Linked DNA regions of Homo sapiens: region 2 is linked to region 1. The links are chromatin loops, found by intact Hi-C in ENCODE. Cell type or tissue: GM12878. All regions are shown on one strand.

Evidence for each region. Peaks named below come from ENCODE experiments on the same cell type or tissue, not always from the same donor. Only the 100,000 strongest peaks of a DNase experiment are listed, where the experiment ranks them.
Region 2: it touches region 1 in a loop (4-fold over the local background); 2 of 110 quality-filtered maps call a loop at or near these places.

The regions. Positions count from the first base shown.
Region 1 is chr2:57,718,653-57,723,652 of GRCh38, forward strand. It overlaps LOC105374697 (a long non-coding RNA gene), which reads left to right and starts at 2,248. Exons shown (of 3, transcript XR_940111.3): 1 at 2,248-2,324; 2 at 4,204-4,300. In GM12878, a CTCF peak has its summit at 2,358 (motif pointing right); a DNase peak (open chromatin) is centred at 2,349.
Region 2 is chr2:59,179,457-59,184,456 of GRCh38, forward strand. No RefSeq gene overlaps it. Among named protein-coding and RNA genes, the nearest start is that of LINC01793, 36 kb to the right of the region's middle. In GM12878, a CTCF peak has its summit at 3,010 (motif pointing left); no DNase peak of the experiment used is centred here.

The sequences.
Region 1 (5,000 bases):
TGATGTTAAGAAAACTGGATATTCACATGCAAAAGAATGAGGTTGGACCCGTACCTTACTCCATATACAAAATTAATTCAAAATGGATTAAAGACATGTAAAGAGATGTAACAGTTAAAACTATAAAACTGTTAAAAGAAAACATAAGATAAAAACTTCATGACACTGGATTTGGCAAAGATCTTGGATATGATACCAAAAGGCAGCAAAAGCAAACAGAGATAAATTGCACTTCATCAAAATCTAAAAATTCTGCACATCTAACAACATCTATCTTTCTATAGCTACTATCAACAGAGTATAAAAGGCAACATATGGAATAAAATATTTGCAAATCATATTCTAATAAGGGTTCAATATCCAGAATATATGAACAACTCATAGAACTCAACAACAACCCAATTTAAAAACAGTTAAAGGACTTGAATAGACTTTTCTCACAAGAAGATATATAGTTGGCCACTAAGAACATAAAAAGATGTTTAATATCACTAACCATTAGGGAAATGTACATCAAAAGCACAGTAAGCTATCCCTTCACATTCATTAAGATGACTATTTTTTTAAAAAATTAGAAAATAATAAGTGGCAAGGATGTGGAGAAATTACTGCCCTTAAGCATTGCTTGTGGGAGTATGAAATGCTGTAACTACCACAGAAAACAGTATGGCAGTTCTATGTTTAAAAAACTAAGCATGGAATTACCATATGATCCAGCTATTTCATTTCTGGGTATGTACGCAAAAGAACTAAAATCAGGGAAGCAAACAGATATTTGTGCATCAGTGTTCACAGCAACACTATTCATCATACTGAAAATCTGGAAACATCCCAACATCCATGGATCAGTGAATAAATAAATGTGTTATATAGATACAATGGAGTATTATACACCCTTAAAAAGAATGACATTCTGACACATGCTATAAGGATGAGCCTTGAAGACATTATGCTAAATGAAATAATCCAGACACAAAAAGACAAATATTGTATGGTTCCACTTATATAAGGTACCTAAAGTAGTCAAATTCATAGAAACAGACAATACAACGGTAGTTGCCAGGGCTGGAGGGAGAGGAGAATGGGTGTTATTTTTTAATGGGTACAGAGTTTCAGCTTGGAAAGATGAAAGATTTTTGGACATGGATGTTGGTGATTCTTGCACAACAATGTCAATGTGTGTAATGCCTCTAAACTTTACACTTAAAAATTGCTAAAATTGTAAATTTTAAGTTATGTATATTTTACCACAATTTAAAAATACTAAAGTGCTTGAGGTCAAGGTTTATGTCTTTTTCTCCATATGTCAAAAGTTGGCCACACATTGGAGCCTCCAGAGTCAGATGCACCACATTTAAAACCCAGTTTTTTCACTTACCGGCTATTTGACTATTACTAACCTTTAAAGATTATTATTTGCATATCTATGAAGTGACAGTTAGAATAATACCTACCTGTGACTTGACATGAAGAATAAATGTGTAATGCTTAAAAATGTTTAGTATAATGCTGACAAATTGTAGTCACTAAAGAATTAACCACTATTACTCCTGTCTTAGAAAATCTGACACAGTGCTCACTTCTGAGGCCACCTGCATTTCTGGACACGGTCTTGGCCTTGATTCTCTGTCTATAAAGTGGGAACTATGTAGTTTGCATCGCAGAGCTGCTATGATGAGATTATGTGAAAGTGCTTATAAATTACAGGACTATATAGAAATAAGCTATCTCACAGCAGAGAATAACAAAATACATTAGAAACTAAAGCAAAAAAATGGGAAGGAAGGAAGGAAGGAAGGAAGGAAGAAGGAAGGAAGGAAGGAAGGAAGGAAAGAAAGAAAGAAAGAAAGAAAGAAAGAAAGAAAGAAAGAAAGAAAGAAAGAAAGAAAGAAAGGAAAGAAACTACTTGCCACGAGAACAATTTTCAATGCTGACTTTACATGTAAAAACACTTCAAAAGAAGATATTCAGAAACCTCCAAAACTAGAATTACAATATCCAGGTTTCTCAGATATAAAAAGATTGATTACACACAAAAAAAGAATATTTTATGGTGGCATTCGAACACATGAAAAATAACCCAAATACCTATCATTCTAGAACCATTGCTCATACCACACTTTATGACTAAAGAAAAACTACCCTCCGCATAGGCTCTGGTCTCATCGCATACTCAGTCTCAATGGGATTTCCTTAAGAGTCAAAACCCCGACAATTGCATGAAGCCGGAAGCTCAGCAATCTTCTGAGGGCATCTATCTTGTTTTCTAAGAAGCATTTTGGAGGTTTTTCTTTACCTGGAGAAAGCACTGGCTAGAGCTATCTGTAAGTGCACTTCTTCTCTTGAACAGCAGAGGGTACTCCAACTCCGCGAGAGACAGACCATCTCAGCCCCTCAGTCCGCTGTGTCTTCCTGGCCTCGTCAAGACATGAACCCCAGACCAAAACAGTTCCGTTTCCACAAAATATTCCACTGAAAACCTATTACTATTCCGTGGGAATTATCGGCACATTCCAAAGGAGTAAATGGAGCCGTGGCAAAGGGAAAGGGTGGAGTCCCACCACACTGCAGGCTGCCTTAGGCCTGACCAGTTCCTCTCATACCTCTTACATTCTAAAGAGAGTTAAAAAATGTCTGTGGCAGAAATTGTGAAGGATTAACGAATACCTCCCATAGCCCCTAACTCCAAAGCAGAGTTACTGAGGAATATTAAGTTACAGCCACACAGCGTCAAACTGGCACCTGGCTGAGCTGTCCCACCATCTTAATAAAAGTCCCACAAGCAGAGGGAATAGGATGGGAAGACTCTTACCTAGCACGCTGTCAGGAAAAGTTTAGGAAACACAAAACAAAGCAGTGACTCTACCAGCCTGACCAAAATAAAGTCATCTTACTTTAAATGTGAATGTGCCTAGAAATTTCTGAGGCTAATTCATATTGTGCAAATGATGCTGCCTTCTAACGTGACACTGAAAGAATTGCAAAACATTCTCTAAATATAACAAACAGAAAAAACTTTCATGCCTTCTGCTCTTTTCTTCCTGATGCCATTATTCAGGTAGTTATTCAAATGGCCCTAATTTAATTAAGGGAAAAGCAGATAAAACTTTTTCTTTTTTTCTTTAATACAACATTCCCTTCACTCCATTCGTATGGCTTAGGAGTTCGGGTAATTCTCTGTAAGGTCATCCAAGGAAGACTTCTTTTCCTTTTTTCTATTCTCCCTGGCTGCTCCCTTTCCCTATCCCATTTTTGTCATCTTATCCCCTTCAGCCAACACAATATGCATTCTTTCCAGATCAGCCAAGCATTACAAGCAAATAACCACTCGCTGGGTGCGGTGGCTCACGCCTGTAATCCCAGCACTTTGGGAGGCCGAGGCAGGTGGATCAACTGAGGTCAGGTGTTCGAGACCAGCCTGGCCAACATGGTGAAACCCTGTCTCTACTAAAAATACAAAAAATTAGCCAGGAGTGGTGGCAGACGCCTGTAGTCCCAGCTACTTGGGAGGCTGAGGCAGGAGAACCGCTTGAACCTGGGAGGCAGAAGTTGCAGTGAGCCAAGATTGACCCATTGTACTCCAGCCTGGATGACAAGAGTGAAACTCCATCTAAAAAAAAAAAAAGATAACCATTCAAATATGAATCTATATTAACTAATATATCATGAAGTCACCTTGCCTTTGTGGTTTTGGCAAAATTCTGGTGAAATTTCTAATGAAGGAAACTCATTGTAATATCCTTCAGGCAATTTAACAAGCTTCAGAAAATGGGGCATATATAGAATATACAATAGATTCTTAGGTCATTCTAGGCACTGTACCTTAGGTGCCTTGGTAGTAGTTACTAGGCCCTTTTATGGGCTTTATGAAGATAGAGAATCAGGTTCAAATTCTGTCTCTGGTGGTTGTTTTAACCTGTGTGACCTGAAGTACTTAACCTCTTTGATCTTCCATATTCCCAGATATAAAAATAAAGAGAAGGACAATCTAGGGCTATTAAAAGGATTCACATTTCATAATCATGTTTCAACCACAAACCTGGGTGCTCAGTAAACATGACATTTTCTCTTTGATTAAAAGAATGAATTAAATGCTACACCAATTTTGTAAAACTCAAATTGACAAATGTTAGTTTCATCCAAAGCATTTGCATGTTTCTGGCCTAGAAGTTCAAATTCTTCATTTTACTCTCTCCATTTCAGGGCATACAATGTAAAGAAGCTTCACGAAAAATAAAAGAAAAGTGAAAATATATTTAGCTACAAATGATTGTCCTCTTCCCTGAAAATTACAGAAGAGGTATCTTCTATTAATGGCAGTGAACGAGAAAATGTTCTGCTGCCTCTGAAAATGAACAGGCATAAAGAAGACTGACAAAGAGCCACCTGACATTGCCAGACTTGTGGAGAAGGCTTCAGTGCAGTGCTCTCAGCATTTCTAAATAAAACTGCACATCTAGGTTTCTTTCCAAATAGTATATTGATTACTTGCAGTCAAATTGTGGTCTTTCAAACAGCATGTTCCTTTATCATCATGGAACCAGCAGTTTCAGATTCCGTAATTGAGAGCTACATAGTTTATAGGAATTGGTATTCAGAATAAGACTTTTTAGTTTGAAGCTGAATAATGATAGATGTATGTGGAGATCAGTCGCTTGCTGGGAAAAAATCGTGCAGTTCATGTTTTCATATTTTTGCCAGGAGAAATAGCACCTTATGCATTTTTTCCAGAAACAAAAATATTTCCATCCACCATACCAGTTTAGAAGACTGAATTCTAGAAATTTCTTGGTGGTAGTTTCTCTTTTTGGGGAGAGGGCTACTCTAAACTAAAGAAACCCCCTAAATTCACCTCCTAATATGGCAAAATTATTTGTTCCATATTATATATACCATATATTTTGTCTTTAATGCTCAATTCATGAATTGTGAAAAATGACAGAGAGAATGTATCATCTAGCTATTCCATGATGGATCATGATATACTTGTACCCTCCTAA
Region 2 (5,000 bases), 1.5 Mb after region 1:
GTTGGTGGGTAAGCATTAAGTGCCAGAGAGAGAGAGAGGAGCGTGGAAGACACACACACACACACACACACACACACACACACACAGAGAGAGAGAGAGAGAGAGGGAGAGAGCAGGTATCTGGGAAGTCCCTCAGAAGGGAGTCAAGAGACAAATTTTATCTACCAGGAGATGTGCTACCAACATCTGAGGAATGGCCAGTCTTTATCAATAAAGATAGATTCTTCCTTCCAAGTCATCTTTTCATGCAGACATGCCCCATCTTTCCTCACCCGAGTCATCAGAGGTGTGATTGCCATCTTCCGAAGTACAGTCTAAGTAAATGACAGTCTAGTGCTTCTTTGCACACAGAGTTGGGGAGGCTATTGCCTCCTAGAGCGTCCTCTTGTTTGACTAGAACCTCCGGGTAGGTAAGTATATGGCCTGTTTAAATGCTAATGACCACAAAGGAGGACAGGGAGGCCTTTGGTAGGAAAACATTTAGCTAAGCAGAGCAATTTTAATTAAAGCTCGTTGAGGTGTGCATTACTCTCAGGGCAAGGCGACTAGTAATAACAATGGCAGTAATATACAGAACAGGCTATAATATGTGAGTTAGTGGCCGCCACATGGTTTTTAGTGGCTCCTCATCACAGAATCCAAAAGGCTGCTCAGGGCCAAGTACAGAAAACATTTGGCCCAAGGGGTGTGGAAAATGTTCCAATGATGCATATGTTCTTCAGTAAACAGAGCAGCCACTGGTACCACAGGACAGCCAGTGCTGAGGAGGAGAGGGTGAGAGGGGACTCTGCAGGAGGAAAGAACAGGGCTCAGCAGCAAGAGCTGAGAAAAAGGATGAGGGAAGCTAAGACCTTGAAAGAAAGCAGCGCTGGGCTCTGCTCCAAGCCTAAATTTATGAAAACATTGGGCCAAAACAAGATAATATGGCAGCGTCCTTTCACACAGGGGCCCTTGCTGTTGGGCACTATTATTCCAATTCTGACACTTGAATGAAATGTGGTATAATTGGGTTTCCGAGCCTCCGCTTCAGGCGACATCAATTGCCGTTTTTAAAAATGATGATGGCGTGGAAGGAGACTCCTTTTTCCCTTTAATGTTTGGAAGTTGCCACACTCTCTGTGCCACTTGTATACTCCTTGGAAGAGCCATGGGACTCCTGGGAGGATCTGAAGTACTAGTGGCCGAGCCCATGAAGAAATATGGCAGGTTGATGGCAGAGAAGCTAAATGTGGCAGAGGATGCAGGATTAAAGTTGGTCCCATGACACATCTTTCTAGGTCTCTCTCTTTTCTTGCTGTTTTTCTTTCCCATCAAAGAGTGTTTTTTTTTTCTCCCTCGTCCTTTGGCTTTCCTTCACTGTTTTGCATACAATGACTAGGATTTTTTCCAGCTGTTGCAATTTTTTCTTTTGGACTGAACAATGTGACATCTATATTATTGAGTCAGAGAAAAAATATTGTCATGAAAAAAAGCATATTCCATGCAAAATGGCTAACTCCTCCCTTAGTGTGGCACCCTGGATACATGTGTCCTTGTGTATGCTGTTTGCCTCAGTGGTGTTTTTGGGTTGGGTTTTGGAGGCAAGTAGTGGGAGGAGAGAAAGTTGAGGAATTTTTAAGCATCCTTGTATTCTTTATTGATATCCATAAAAATAGAGGCAAAGTTTTCTTTCCATTTCAGGTTTTCCTTCTGTGTGTGTGTGTGTGTGTGTGTGTGTGTGTGTGTGTGTGTGTGTGTGTGTGAAAATGTTCTTTAAAGCAGAAAGAGCCAATCCGATTTGTAGAATTTCCTCCAAGCAGTGGAAGAAGTTGGAAAAGCAAGGAGCAGCGTGATACTCAGAAGAGATTCCCTGTCTTCTAAAATACTTTCCTCCCCTACCAGAGAGCACTCCCTCCCCCTAATTAGTCTTAATCGAAGTAAATAAATATAATTTGCAATGCAATCTGGAGTCTCTACTCTGAAAGTCCCTATGCCAAGTGAAAACTGTCAAATACAGTTTAAAACAATGTTTTCCAAAAATAGGCCTTACATAATTCATGTTTCTTATACCAAGTTGAGAATTCAGAGACTCCTCCCATATCACATGATGTCATCGTGTGAAACCAAAACAAATATGAAGCTACTATGCTGTGACATTGTTTATAAAACTGTAATACTTATCTTCAAACACAGTCAAGAAGGTAATATGGGGTCAGCAGTGAATCTGAAAACATTAAATGCTATTCTTCCCAATTCCATGTGTACCTTATATTAAATATGAGAAAAATTTAGTATGTTTCTACTGTGATCATTGTGGCTAGAAAGAGAGTAGTTCAGTGGCCTCAGTTTTATTTCAATTAAAAGGCTGGCTTGACCAATGTGGTGGTGTTGGGGGAGCCACTTTTTCTCTGCCTCACGTCTCACCTATAGGATGGGTTAATAAATTCTCTTTATAACTCATAGATGTCCTGAAGACAAATTCGTAACAGAATCCATCATCATCATTTATTATTCAACATATAGATGTATACCAGACACTTACCAAAGGGCTACATAATTATCCACCTGGACATTTCCTTTAAAAGAATGTCCTCATCCTAACTTTTCCGACAGCACATTTGATTGCCTTTGTTCTCTTAGCTGTGAAAGGCAAGAACACCAGACTGTCCCCACCACATATATCCCTTAGGGAATGGGACGCAGGTAGAGACTCTCTTCTGCCTCTGCTTTGATAACAGTCTGGGATGCAATCAATGTTCGGCTGAGGGTAGAACCAGACCGTGTCATTTCTGATGATGGGTTTCCCTCTTTATAACTGTGGGAGAAACATACCCCAGGCTGTTCTGGGGACTGCTGTGAATTCCTTTAGCCTTCGGTGAGGCCAACCCGCAGAGCTGAAAGGGACTGTGAGAATGTTATTGCAACTTCTTAATTCAAAACATCACTGAAAAGAGACTTCCTGGGATGGGGCTGGAGGAAATGGGGCTGCTCAGCTGGGATGAATTACTGAGACCGTTGGGTTAGTTTTGCCCCCTAGTGGTTAGAGGCTTAGGGACCCCAGGAGCTAAATGGCTCCCAGCATTGAATAAAGGAAGCAGCTGGGGGAGCAGGGGGATACCACATGGGATAACCTGAGCCTTTAACTAATGGTGTGACCTCAGCTCTCAAGATCCCAGTCCCCACACCTGCAAATTGAAAATGATGGACTAGATCATGAAGAATTCAATTCTTCTGTCTTTATTGATAGATGACTCTAGAAACATAACCTGCGATTCTGCAATTCCCTCACATATTTCCTGAGGGCAACAGAGATAGAGTTTTAAGGTCCTGATGGTTGATCAAGGGGCCGTAACATCTAAGTGGGGGCTAAGAGAGCTTACTCCTCAAGTGTCTTTAAGATAAAGACTGTCCAAGAGGATGAATCCATGGTGGCCTTTGGAACAAAAGTTTCTCTCCTGCACGGATGCCCTTTGCACCCTTTACAAATTTCTTGAAAGTGAGCAAGAAGAAGAAACAGCACAGGGTACCACTTTCACATACACTGCAAGACTTTCTTCCATTCAATCCATTGTTTCTCATATCTCAATAACATAGAGATCATAAATTTAAAAAAAAAAAGTTTCACTCTACCCCAGAAAGGATTAAGACCATCCTCAACTCCTACAACACAGGGGCAATAGGATCCTCCCCTTTAAACTTACAGAGTGAGAAATAAAACAGTTGTTTGAATTTCTGGGCATTGACCCTATATTGCTCTGTGTAAGAATGAGATTCCCTCAAATGTGATGTTATATGGCTTATTTGTCTCTCCTTTGTGAAACTTACTGCATCTCAGAACATTGCACAATACATGAACATGCCATTGCTTCTTTTCTTCCTGTGCCATCTTTTTAGATTTTCTGTTGCATTCTCCTATATTAGGCAGATAAATCTCCATAGCATCTGTACAATTTAAAGGTTTTGACCAAATCAAGCCGCAGACATGCATTTTTCTGTTAGTGTTTCCTAACTCAGTGGCTTGTTACCATTTCTCCTTATATTTCAGCCTAAAAAGAAATGGATGGCATCTTCCTTTCTGGGGCTGTGTCATGTTTGAATGTAGCTAAGGGTACCATTTCATCAAGTCAATTAGGTTGAGAGGATGAAATGAATTTGGGATACATTATGCAAAGAAAGATGATAGTTAATTTTTCAGGGCAGGCAAGTGATTCTGGGTCACCAAGGATTGTTAAAACAAACAAACAAACAAAGGAATTCCAGGTAACTAGAAAAAAAGAAAAAGGATGGCTCTGTTCAGTTAAAAGTGGCAGAAAAAAGAAATCCATAAATTCATTTACTCAAACCTGTTTCTGGCTAGAGTGAAAATGGAGACAATGAAATCATTTTCAGCAAATTATTAGTGCAATATATTTTTTTTCCTTTCAAGAAAAGGAAACTAAAGAATGGTTGTGGCCTTTTGTTGTAGATAGCTTTTCAGAAGAGTGTAACGTAAACAGATTATCTGCAGTGTTTATTCAGTGTGAAAAAACAGTTCCAAGAGCCCCAGGTGCTTGCCAAGATCATAATTGTACCTTCTTAAATACTTTCATTACTTGGAAGTACAATAAGCGAAGCAGGGACACATGCTTTCCATTTTCTTGTCAACAAAACACCTCCAAGAAATTAAGCTCTATTTTCTCTAGAAAATTTCTCTAGAACTGTTCAGGGCATATGAAAAAGGAAGGGAGGTGGGGCTTTGGTTTAATTTCTTTATGACCTTGAAAAGAAGCGTGTAACTCCTCCCCCCACCCCACCCCACCCCACCCCACCCCACATAAAAGAAAGGTGGCTCGAGTATGGGGTGCAGGGTGGCTCAAAACCAGAATATTAAATCTATAATGGTTCGTATTTGGTTAAATGTGGATATATGAGGAGTATAGAGTGTTAGGGAAACATGATTTCACACACAGATTTTTCTTTAGCGGGAGCTGAGTCACTCTGGGGTGGGAGGAAGCCGCAGGACAAAGCTCAGCTCATCTATG